2 separate regions of the Homo sapiens genome follow, and region 2 is linked to region 1. Evidence: read pairs that join two places in POLR2A ChIA-PET (ENCODE). Cell type or tissue: Panc1. All regions are shown on one strand. Links, peaks and the distances in the headings refer to the core of each region. The heading gives the core; the rest is flanking DNA.

Region 1 (5,861 bases), core at 590-5,589:
CTTAGTTTTGGTTGTTTAATGCACTATTTTTGTGCTGATTGGCCTCCTGCCAGGAGGTGGCACTTTGAAGAGAGCATCAGCTGTGGTAGTATAGGGAGGATCAGCTGGTGGGCAGAGCCCTAGAACTCAGGAGAGTATATGCCCTTTGTCTTCAGCCACCAGGGTGGGTAGGGAAGGAGACCATCAGGTTGGGTCAGGGTTAGGCCTGTCTAAGCTCAGGCTCTCCTTGGGTGGGTCTTGCTGCGGCTTCTGTGGGGAATGGGGATGTGGTTCCCAGGTCAATGGAGTTATGTTCCCAGTAGGATTAAGGCTGCCTCTGCTGTGTCATGCAGTTAGTCAAGGAAGTGGGAGAAAGCTGGCAGTCACAGGCCTTACCCACCTCCCAAGCAACCCAAAAGGCTGGTCTCACTCCCACTGTGCACCCCCCCAACAGCACCAAGTGAATTTCCAGGCAGTGGGAGAGCAGGGCTGAGAGCTTGCCCCAGGCTACCAGCCTCCCACTGTGAAAGCCAGCTGGGTTTTTGTTCCTTTCAGCCTGTGAAGTCTGCATTCCAGATTCATGACCTCCACCGGGTTCTGGCCAGGAGACTTCACATTCAGTTGGAATTGTTACAAAGTTCAGCTAGAGGTTTCCTTCTCCCTGTGGTCTTTTCTCTGGCAGCCCTCCTCAAGGACCCCTGTGAGACAAGGCAGAAATGGGTACCCAGGGGACCCAGAGAGCCCACAGGGCTTTTCCTGCTGCTTCCTTTACCCCTGTATTTTGCTCTGCTCTCTAAATTGACTCAGCTCCAGGTAAGGTCAGAATATTCTCCTGTGATCCAGACCTTCAGGTTCCCCAGTGAGGGTATGTGTTCAGGGGTGGACAGTTCTCTTTTCCCACTACCACAGCTTGGGCATTCACAGTATTTGGGTTGTCTCCAGTGTCCTACAGGAGTCATCCGCTTTCTTCAGAGAGTCTGTGGGTTTTCTCAGCTTTCCTGGTTTATTCCTGCAGTAGTTCTGGAGCAAAAGGTTACAGTGCGAGTCTCCACATACTGCTCTGTCTGTCTGCGTGGTAGTTGCAATCTAGTCCCGCCTCCCGTCCACCATGATCCTCTATGCTGTCCAGCAACCTAATTCTAACATTACTTTTTCAGTGCCTATACCTGGTTTGAGAGACATTGAGTTAATATTAATGAGTTAATAAACATTCGACACATTTTCATTCTATATTTGTATGAGTCACATTTTTAACTTTTTGAAAATTATACTTTGACAATTTTTCCCATTAAAACGTGGAATAGTGGGGAAGCAAGAATTTAGGCCAAGAAGGTAGTCGAAGATGACCAGAAAAGGCCCAGGAACCAAGGCCAATAAAACAGTCTCCCTATTGATACTCTTTCTCTCTCATGGATGGTTTATTCTAACTACAGCAGACAAAGTGATCCTTTCAAAACCTAAGTTGGGTTATGTCAGTTTTTTTGTTTTGACCCCACCAGTGGCTACAGATATCACCCAAAGTTAAAGCAAAGCTCTTGTTATGCCCTAGAAGAATCTGGGATCTGCTGCTTTTATCAGCATTCTCTTTTCCCCAACCTGCTTTATTTTTTTTCCATAGCACTTAGCACCATACGGAATCCTATACACTTGTTTATTTCTGTCTCCCCGCACTGGAATTTAAGTTCCTTGAGAGCAAAGACTGTGTTGTCCACTGCTCTCTCAGTGCTTAGAACAATGGCATGAAATAGATGCTCAATAAATATTTATTGAAATATGATTTCCTTTAGAGAGGGGTAGAATATAAGCAGTTTGAGGCTCGAAAAGAAGGTATGAAATAATTATTCTGGAAAAAATAAACTTACGAAAAAATAAATGTATTAGGTATATGTAATACCATTGCCAGGCAATATTGAATGCCTATTTGAGATCCGTGGGCACAGTTTTAAGGTATAATCAATAGACCTAATTAAGTGTTCTCGTCAGCAATGTTTAGTTGTTCAGGTGACAGTGTAGAGCAGCATAATGGTTGGGCTTAAAATTGTTGGGACATTGCCTAGGCCAGTATGATGAAAGGAGAGTGCACCATATCACCTTACACATCCCACCTGACCCAGTTTCCAATGCCTTCCCACCTTCCCAAACCGTTCCACTGGGTCCTTTGTAACTCATGATCTATCATCTGTAATCTCTTTTCTTCAATATCTTCTCTAAACCGTCCCTTTACCCTCTTTGATGGAACAAAAGCTGACTATCTCTTGATGACCTCACTTTTGCTATGCTTCATGGCCTCTATAGATTTTGTGGAGCTTCCTCAGGAGCAGCCCCTAGTTTGAGGGTAAGAGGAGCTCAGTGAGCATTCCAGTCCCCAAGCAGAGCAGCCCACCTTGACCTGCTTTCATGATTGGAATTCCACAGAAGATTATTTTCAAGTTTCCCCTAGGGGAAAAAATAGTTTGGAAACCACTGTTTTGTTACATTTTGCAGTGGGCTAATGTCTGCTGTGTGTCTCCAGTCCCCATTTCCTAGGTTATCCTGATCCTGTTCCATCACTGTGCATTGGTATATGAGGAGAGAGAGCTTAGCCTTTCAGCACATAGGTCTCTGGATCTGAAGGAGCCACATTTGAACCTGTTGTAGAAACTATCCCACACACTACCCAAAGATTCTAGACTTTGAACTTTATACTATGACGTGATTGGAGTTTTGGGTTGTCTCCCTTGGAAGAGGTTTATTACCACAGTAAAACCTAGTCACCCAAATACACCTTTGCTGGTTTCTGAGGTTATCCTGATTCCAGACTTTGAGATTCTAGACTGAGCTTTATACTATGACATGGTCAGACTTTTGGGTTGTCTCCCTTGGAAGAGGTTTATTACCACCACAGCAAAACCTAGTCATCCAAATATATAGTTCTTTGCTGATTTCCTCTCTGCTATTTTCTCTGGTTCACTCTTTTGGAACGTTTTTTTATTTGGATGTTAAATCTTTTTTCTTTTTTTTGGAGACAGGGTCTCATTCTGTTGCCCAGGCTGGAGTGCAGTGGCAAAATCATAGCTCACAGTAGCCATGAACTCCTGAGCTTAAGGGATCCTCGGCCGTCTAAGTAGCTGGAACTACGGACACATGCCACCATGCCCAGCTAAAATTTTTGTGTTTATTTTTTGTAGAGATGGGGTCTGACTGTGTTGCCCAGGCCAGTCTCGAATTCCTGGCCTCAAGCAATCCTCCTACCTCTGCCTTCCAAAGCTCTGGAATTATAGGTGTGAGCCACCAGGCCCAGCCAGATGTTAAACCTTATAGTGGAGATTGCTCAACTTCCTCCAACATCCATTCTCTCCTTCCTTTTAATGATACAACTCCTGAGATTTAGCTGAACATGGCAGGACTACATGCTCCAACCTCCCTTGCAGCTAAGTGTGAACTGAAGTGCGTATATCTTACTAGTCATATCTTTAAGTCATGAATTGTATCCGCCCTCTTCCTGTTAGGAAATGTTTTTTGTTTTGTTTTGTTTTTGAGATACAGTCTTGCTCTGTCACCCAGGCTGGAGTGTAGTGGTGCAATCTCAGCTCACTACAACCTCTGACCCCTGGGTTCAAGCAATTCTTCTGCCTCAGCCTCCCGAGTAGCTGGGATTATAGGCGCGTACCACTGTTCCTGGCTAATTTTTATATTTTCAGTAGAGACAGGGTTTGGCCATGTTTGCCAAACTGGTCTCAAACTCCTGACCTCAGGTGATCCACCCGCCTCAGCCTCCCAAAGTGCTGGGATTACAGGTGTGAGCCACTGCGCCTGGACAGAAAATGTTAATAACTGAAACATCAGGCCTGGGTACAGAGATGGATATGGATGCAACATGTTTAGCATGACGGAGCCAGCTGGTCATAAAGCAGAGTCATCTACCTACTCTAGGCCACAGAGGAATGAACTTCTGTCCTATTAATGCCACTATATTTTGGAGTCTCTGTTACAGCAACTTAAGCTGATCCTAATGCAGTCCTCCTAGATGGTTACTTAAATTTTCTCAACTTCTAATGTTCTCCTATTTTTTCATCTCTTTGTATATTTTTATTGTACTTCCTAGAAATTTCATTAACTTTGTTCTTCAATGCTTCTACTGAGTTTTTTCATTTCTGCTATACTTTTAATTCCCAAAATTTCTTTTTTTTTTTTTTTTTTTGAGACGGAGTCTCGCTCTGTTGCCCAGGCTGGAGTGCAGTGACACGATCTTGGCTCACTGCAAACTCTGCCTCCCAGGTTCAAGTGATTCTCCTGCCTCAGCTTCCTGAGTACCTGGGATTACAGGCACACACCACCATGCCCAGCTAATTTTTGTATTTTTAATAGAGACAGGGTTTTGCCATGTTGGTCAGGCTGGCCTCAAACTCCTGACCTCAGGTGATCCGCCCTCCTTGGCCTCCCAAAATGCTAGGATTATGTAGATGTTACGTCCTTTTAAAGTTTTTTTCTTCCTCCTAGCCCGTTTCCTCCAAGTTACTTTTATTTATTTATTTTATTTTATTTTTTGAAATAGAGTCTCGATCTGTCACCCAGGCTGGAGTGCAGAGGCACGATCTTGGCTCACTGAAACCTCCACCTCCCGGGTTCAAGCAATTTTCCTGTCTCAGCCTCCCAAATAGCTGGTACTACAGGCGGCCGCCACCACACCCAGCTAATTTTTGTATTTTTAGTAGAGACAGGGTTTCATCATATTGGTCAGGTTGGTCTCGAACTCCTGACCTCAGGTGATCCGCCCACCTCAGCCTCCCAAAGTGCTGGGATTACGGACGTGAGCCACCACAGCCGGCCAAGTTACTTTTATTCCTGTTTGTTTTTATCTATACTTTTAAGTGTCTAGTGAACCTTGGCTTTCTGCTTACATTTAAGAGAGAGGCACTACAAAGCTGAATGGAAACTCTGTGTTCATGGATAGTTCTTTTAGACTATGAGTTTCAGTATAGGCCAATGGTTCTCAATGGGGACAGTTTTGCTCCCCACCCTTGTGGTATATTTAGCAATGTGTGGAAACATTTTTGGTTGTCAAAACTGGGAGAAGGGTATGCTACTAGCATCTAATGAATAGAGACAAAGAACACTGCAAAACATCTTAAAATGCACAGGATGGTCACCCAAAACAAAGCATTGAAAACATCAGTATTTTAAATCGTTTCTCTTGGGCAGATTATCCTCTTCACAGAAGATTCTGCCAGCATGCTACCTTGCTGCCAGTAATCCCTGATCCTGGCAGTGGAAAAAAGCTGGCAACTCAACTTCAGTGAATGAACTTTTACTTAATCTCCCTGTTTTAGCAAAATGTCCCTGCCCTCAAATATGCTTATGTCTCTTGGTCCAGACTCCCCTTGCTTCACTTTCTCCAGATATCAGGAATTTAGTGGTATTCTGCTGGAGTTGGGATGGGACATAGAATAGTAGGGAGGGTATTGTAAATAGCCTTTCAATCATCTTGTTTTGGTTCTTCTTTTATCTACATTTTCAGAGGTACCTGATGTCTTTCCACTTCTTGGGCTCTTTGAGGGTTCTATAATATAATTCAGTTGCCTTTTTTTCCTACTACAGGCATACAAATTAGCTTTTCTGCTTAGGTTTTGCTAAGTCAGTTTTTATTAGTCCACCTGCTTTCCCGCTTCCAATATATTTTTGAAGAGATGGGGTCTTGCTATGTTGCCCAGGCTGAACTTAAACTCCTGTGCTCGGCCAGGCGCAGTGGCTCACGCCTGTAATCCCAGCACTTTGGGAGGCCAAGGCAGGCGGATCACGAAGTCAGGAGATCGAGACCATCCTGGCTAACATGGTGAAACCCTATCTCTACTAAAAAATACAAAAAATTAGCCAGGCATGGTGGCAAGCGTCTGTAGTCCCAG
Region 2 (5,861 bases), core at 367-5,366, 88 kb after region 1:
CGAGGGAGGGGTGAGCGGGGAGCTCTGCCCGCCTGCGGCTGCGCCCCCGCTGTGGACTAGGAGGCAGGCCAACCCTCCGGACTTTGGGGGAAAAACCACAGCGGGCTCCTTGCGGAAACTTTGGCCGTTCTAACTTGCCAAGAGCCTGAGTGAGGCCTTGGAAGCCTCCAGCCCCGGCTCAGGTCGGGACGCGGCTGCTGAGCTTTCTCAGGCCCGCAGGACAGCGGCCCCCGCCGGTGGCGCCGCTGCATTTAGGCCCTTTCCAGACCGGTGGCGGCAGCCAACCCGAGACTTGCGTCCCTCGGGCCCGGGGCAGCTAGGAGGTCGGCGCGCAGCGGGCCGGGTCAGGACTGGGTCGAGCAGACAGAGCTGCAGCCCCCGCCTTGCCCGGCTTCTCGCGGCTGGAGAGCAGAGCGATGTCACCCGGAGCCCCGCCTGGGTGGTAACGAGACCCTGGCCAGTCACCCCTGCAGCCCAGACTAACTTCTTTCAACAGCCTCTGATGGTAATTACAGTAATCGAAGCTGCCATATATCTTTAGGCAATTATGACACACAAAAAGCCCCGAGGGGACCCCCTGGCGAGGGAAGTTAAGAACGGTTTTCCAGCTTCAGGAAACTCCGGCTCGCCTCACGTCGGAGCTCGCTCGGCTTGCTAAATGAGAGGAGCTTTGCAACGGGGTCAACCAGCTTGTCTCGTGACCCCAAGTCACCTTAACGTGGCTGGGTGGCGGAGTCTGAGGCACAGGCCCGCTATGCCCCGGAATTTTCGCGTCCCTCCCTCCTGGGCCCCGCCCCAGCCCGGTTGCCTGTTTCTAATCTGCCCCGGGAGCCGCGGCTCAGAGGTCTGCTCAGAGGCAGGACTCGCACTGGTGGTGGCCTAGAGGGCAACAGTCCGGAAGCTCGGGCGGGGGAATCCGAGGAGGGGCCCCCACCCTGCACTGGTCTTCCCTCCACCCTCATCGGGTTCTCCAGAGATGTTGTCATGGGCCTCCTGTCCGGATGGGAAGTGGGGAAAAAGAGACCCCACCACTGCTCCTCCCACTCACTCATCTTGGCATCTTCAACAGTGCCACAGGGAAGAGGACAGCTGGGGTGACAGTACTGCTGGGCCCCAAACGTGGACCCTGGAGCGGTCAGAGGGCGCGTGTTAAGCAGAGGATGGTTGTAAGATATGGAAACCAAGTTTACCGCTTCCAGAGTGAGTGCAGTGCAGCGGAGCTCCAGACCCGGTTCCTGAGCGACCAGGAACTCCCTTGGGCGCAGTGACAGGCCCGAAGGAGTGGAGGACAAGACCCGCTGTGCCCTTGCCTGGCCCTCTCCAGCCCCTCCCTCCCACAGCACAATCTCCCCTCCCGCCCTGTGGGAGGGGGGCGCCGAGCCGGTGGCCGCCGCGCCGCGCGCCTCCCCTGCCCGCCTTTGTCGCCGTCCGAATTCCCATGCTACTCTTTTTGACGGGTCACTGGTGGCTCTATAGGCAGGTGCTGCCGCGGGGTTGTAATTACCCGGCCGAGCCTGGTCGTTACCGAACACCCCCTCACCCCCAAGCACGGTCCCCCGCGCTCTCCTTCCCCCACCCCCTCCACCTGAGACGAGTCTGGGACCCACGGTGCAAGCTCGCCCGGACGCCTCGGGTTCCAGGAGCAAGTTTACACCTGCGGTGCCTCGAGGCCCTCCCCGCGCCACGCCCTCACCTCCCCTACTCCCCTCGCCCAGACGTTCCACTGCCGCCCCTTCCCACCTCAATCCCATCGTAGTCCCCAACCCAAGCGCTTTCGGCAGCAGCTGTCGAATTTCAGGGAGGCCTGAGGCCGCTGGGGCCCAAACTGGAGGCCTTCGGATAGGTAGAAGAAGAGAAAAGCAAGTGTTAATAAGTCAATTGTTATCAACTATTGTTATTTTTAAAATTAAAGTGTTAATTAAGTTAACAGTTTAATACTCCCTTTGTTTTGCGGGAGGAAGCATTTCTAAGTCCCTATAAACCGCTTCAGGCACTTGTTGGACTCTTGAACCTTAGAGGAAAAGAATCCCTCCCTTTCTAAACGGCCAAATATTACCCTCTCCCTGACACTCCTCCAGGGTCGGTGGCCACCCCAGGCTTGAGGGGATTCCAGGGAAAGTTCTCTTGAGGTGGGGTCCATGGGGGGTGGGGGGATACAGCCTAGAGAAATCAGTCAGATTCTTAATTTAAAAAAAAATCAGGCTCAAAGAGCACTGGAAAAAACCGGGAGGAAGAGATCCACACAGGACCAAGTGTGTGGAGGCCAGTCTTCTAGGGAGAAAGGGCTTAGGAAATGGAGGGAGCCTGTCCCAAGCTAACCCGACAGGGAACCGACAACTTGCGTCGCTCCCCTCTCCCTTGCCTAGTCCCGAACCACTTTGCGGAGAAAATAATTTTTTCCTAAAAGAAATAATTTCTCTAAAGCGACTCACCAAGCATTTTTTAAATAGGTAAAGCGAAAGTTGGCCAATTACCACTACCCTTATTATCATTAATAATCCAAGTATTAGCATTACAATAATAATCCTAATAATAACACCGCCCGGCGGAGCTCAGAGAAAACTCGATTGCCTTCCAGCTGCCATCCCTGGTTCCAGCCGTGTTTGTTTTTCTTCTTTTCCCTTTTACATTTCAAGTTTGTCTCCTCGCGCGCTCACTAACAACTTTCTCTGTTAAATGCAAAAGCGAAGGAGGGAGGCGGCCAAACTTTCCGCGGAGCAGAAAGGCAGTGGAGGGCCGCACTGCCGCCCGGGCCTGCTGTCATCTTTTATTCCAAAATGGGTCTCGGCGATTAGAAGAGAACCAAATACATGTAGCGGTGCATGAATAATGCTCATTGTAGGAAACTGACACTTGCTCAAGGAAAAAAAGTTTGGGTATAAAATCACTTCATTATTTGCTTTTACCGCAGCTTCGGTGCTAATCCCTTCAGAGGTCAGATTGCTTAGCATCTCTCTCTCCCTCTCCCCTTTTCTCCCTCTTCTCCGCCCTCCTTTCCCTCTCGCCCCTTCCCCCCTTCCCCGTCTTTCCTGCGATTTCAGGCCGCATTTTAGATATCCCCTGCAAAGTGTGTGGCGACCGCAGCTCGGGGAAGCACTACGGGGTCTACGCCTGCGACGGCTGCTCAGGTTTTTTCAAACGGAGCATCCGAAGGAATAGGACCTATGTCTGCAAATCTGGAAACCAGGTACCTTAGCCAGGGCTGCACTGCTGGGCTCCGCTCTGCTGCCTCCTCACTCTTTTGTTTGTGCCAAGGCCTCCTCTGAGTTTCCACGCAGTTGAGGAGAGACCCGGCCCTGACCTCTCCCTTCCTCTCCCCTCCTTCTTGCCTCAACTCTTGGAGGCCCTTTGGCTGGGGAAAGGCGGGAAGAGGTAAGGGAAGATATGAGTTTACAGGAGGGAGTCTGAAGTCCTAGAGCCTCCCTACACTTTTTTAAATTATTATTATTCTGAAAGATTTTGACACTGGGTAAGGCCCACACCCTGTGGCTCTAAAGCCGGCCCAAGGGACCTAAAGAATTTAGCATCTAAACCACAAGTAGCAAGCAGGAGAAAGAGCTTTGTTATTGTGCCTGCCCACCCCACACTCACTCCTAGCAGCATCAAGCTCAGTCCCCTGATCACTTGCCTGGGATGCAGAAGTAAGCGGCACACAGACATCTGAGTCAAGGTCACCACCACCTTTAGCTGAGACCACCAAGTGAGTGCTAGCCACTTGGAAGAGAGGCCGTGCTTTCTGAAGGGTTGTGCATTTTCAACTCTGGAGAAGCAGGGCTGCTCTGGAAGTGGGCAGTGGGAATCCAGCACCCATGTGACCTTAGCTATGCCTTGTCAGAAAAGGGCAGGGTGAGGAAGAAGAGAAGATTCAAAAGGAAGGTGCAACTGGGACCCTCCTCAAGCTTCCATATCCCTGTCCTCCTTCTCTGCTTAGAATTTGGGCCCAGTCGGTTGTTTTGGTCTTGAGTAGGCAGAACTGTCTCAAAGAGACAGAGGAATCTGGCATGGGCTGAATATGAGCCAAAGCTTCTAGAAAGAGTGAGCAGAACCTCTTGACTCAGTTTCCAGCTCAATAATAGGCTGATTTTAACTAAGGAGATCAACCTTCTGGTCCTACACTTTGCCCTCTCCTTATCAGCGACTCAGACCCTCAGTACAGAGTCCTCCATTTCACTTGTGGAAAGATCCCTGAGGGTGCATTAGTCAGCAGTCATCCTTTGGTAACAAAATAGTAAAACACTTTTCACTAATTGATATATATAGGGTACATGTATACACATGCATATATTGTCTGCTGCTAGTGAATTGTTCTGACATCTTTTTCTGAAGTCATGTCTGCTCATATTGTTTTCTAATAGTTTTGGATTAACCACAAAAACAGAAGATATTTGCATTGAGATAAATTTTGAGCTCTCTAGCCCTGTTACCTGTTTAATTGGCTACTGTATCAGTTTCTAGCTTCACCATATGGACACATCACATTTTACACGCATAGGACTGTATCCCAATAACTCCACAGGATTGTGCGATTACTGCGGGTTGTCAGATTTGAACCAACTTCTACTTAGATTGTCTTTTGCTTTTATGCAGTGAACAGAATTGGAAAATCAAGATCTCTGATGTTGTGCTTGATCTTTTAGAAGGGGATGGCTATCAATTCAAGCATATTGATATCAGTCCAAGTGCTTGTAAAGGACTGATAATAGACTCATCAGGCCTGGTGTTCTTCTTGCAAGGAGAGTAAATGATCAGAGCTGAGGCGTTTATCCTTCTCTCTGGCGCTAGATATTTATATACATTTGATCTGATTTGAAGACACACTTAAGAACTTATGAAGGTTTCCATTTTGCATTTGCATACTTATAAGAATACTGGAAAGATACCATCTGAGGATAGATATATAATTACATTTAATAACAAGTTTTAAAAAACCTGTTTACAATGAACTATTACATTGGCCAGCAAAGATGCCCTAAATAATTCACTTTGGACCCAAAAATTATCTCCTTTCTCTCTTATTCTAGGATTAAATTATATTCCAATTTATTATTAACAGTAATGAGGACATTTAGAAATGGATATGAACATCTGTCCCACCTTTATTTTAAATAAATCATCATAATTTAAATTGGAGAAGTGTGAACTCATAAAACTGCATTCGAATGTGTAATTTTCCCCTAAAGGGCTTCAGGGGGAAGAAAAACATACTTACTCCAACTCCAGAGTATATGAATTTTTGAGATTATGAAGCAAAATAAAAATACATTTATTATCTTTCTTCTCACTACAAATCTAACAGTAGCAACTTCTATAAATATAGGAGAGCACACAATGTCTTAAATATTTTCTGTGTATAAAACTCATGCACATGACTCTTTATGTATCTATGCATATGTCCCCTCGGTAATGACATCTAACACTGAATAAATTCCAAAGGAAACTTTATCTGTAGATTTCCTCTTTCAATGGCTAATGTTTTTACAGAAAATTGCATTAGGTAAACATCTAATTTCTCATGCATCTCAGATAAATATTTCTAAAGAAGTGACTACCTTTATTTTTTCAGTTACTATGCTAACAGTCTGAGCCCATATTATCATTTAGTCTGACAGTCCATCACATTACCTTCCTGGTCCTGTTTACATGGTGAGCATTTCTATATTTTGCTCAAGACTTGAGCTCTTCCTTTTTCACCCTCATCTTCTCTAGGCCTTGCCCTCCTAAACTCTCACCTTCCAGGAAGGGCTGTGTTTCTATGCACCTGGGCCGAGGCTAGTCTTTAAGGCAACTCTCAACTTGCTGATAATAAGGTTGGCTTCATACAAAAGCAAAAGTGAGGTAATAGGAGAGTGAAGAATAAATGG

What was found. Peaks named below come from ENCODE experiments on the same cell type or tissue, not always from the same donor. Only the 100,000 strongest peaks of a DNase experiment are listed, where the experiment ranks them.
Region 2: POLR2A ChIA-PET joins it to region 1 with 5 read pairs; 2 of 35 experiments call an interaction of 5 or more read pairs at or near these places.

What each region holds. Positions count from the first base shown.
Region 1 is chr6:108,080,084-108,085,944 of GRCh38, forward strand. No RefSeq gene overlaps it. Among named protein-coding and RNA genes, the nearest start is that of OSTM1, 8.3 kb to the left of the region's middle. RefSeq lists an enhancer at 1-413. In Panc1, for the core only: no CTCF peak of the experiment used is centred there; no DNase peak of the experiment used is centred there; H3K27ac peaks cover 2,201 bases.
Region 2 is chr6:108,168,417-108,174,277 of GRCh38, forward strand. NR2E1 (nuclear receptor subfamily 2 group E member 1) reads left to right here. Exons shown (of 9, transcript NM_003269.5): 2 at 3,042-3,187. Among named protein-coding and RNA genes, the nearest start is that of NR2E1, 5.3 kb to the left of the region's middle. RefSeq lists enhancers at 253-1,154, 1,155-2,054. In Panc1, for the core only: no CTCF peak of the experiment used is centred there; no DNase peak of the experiment used is centred there.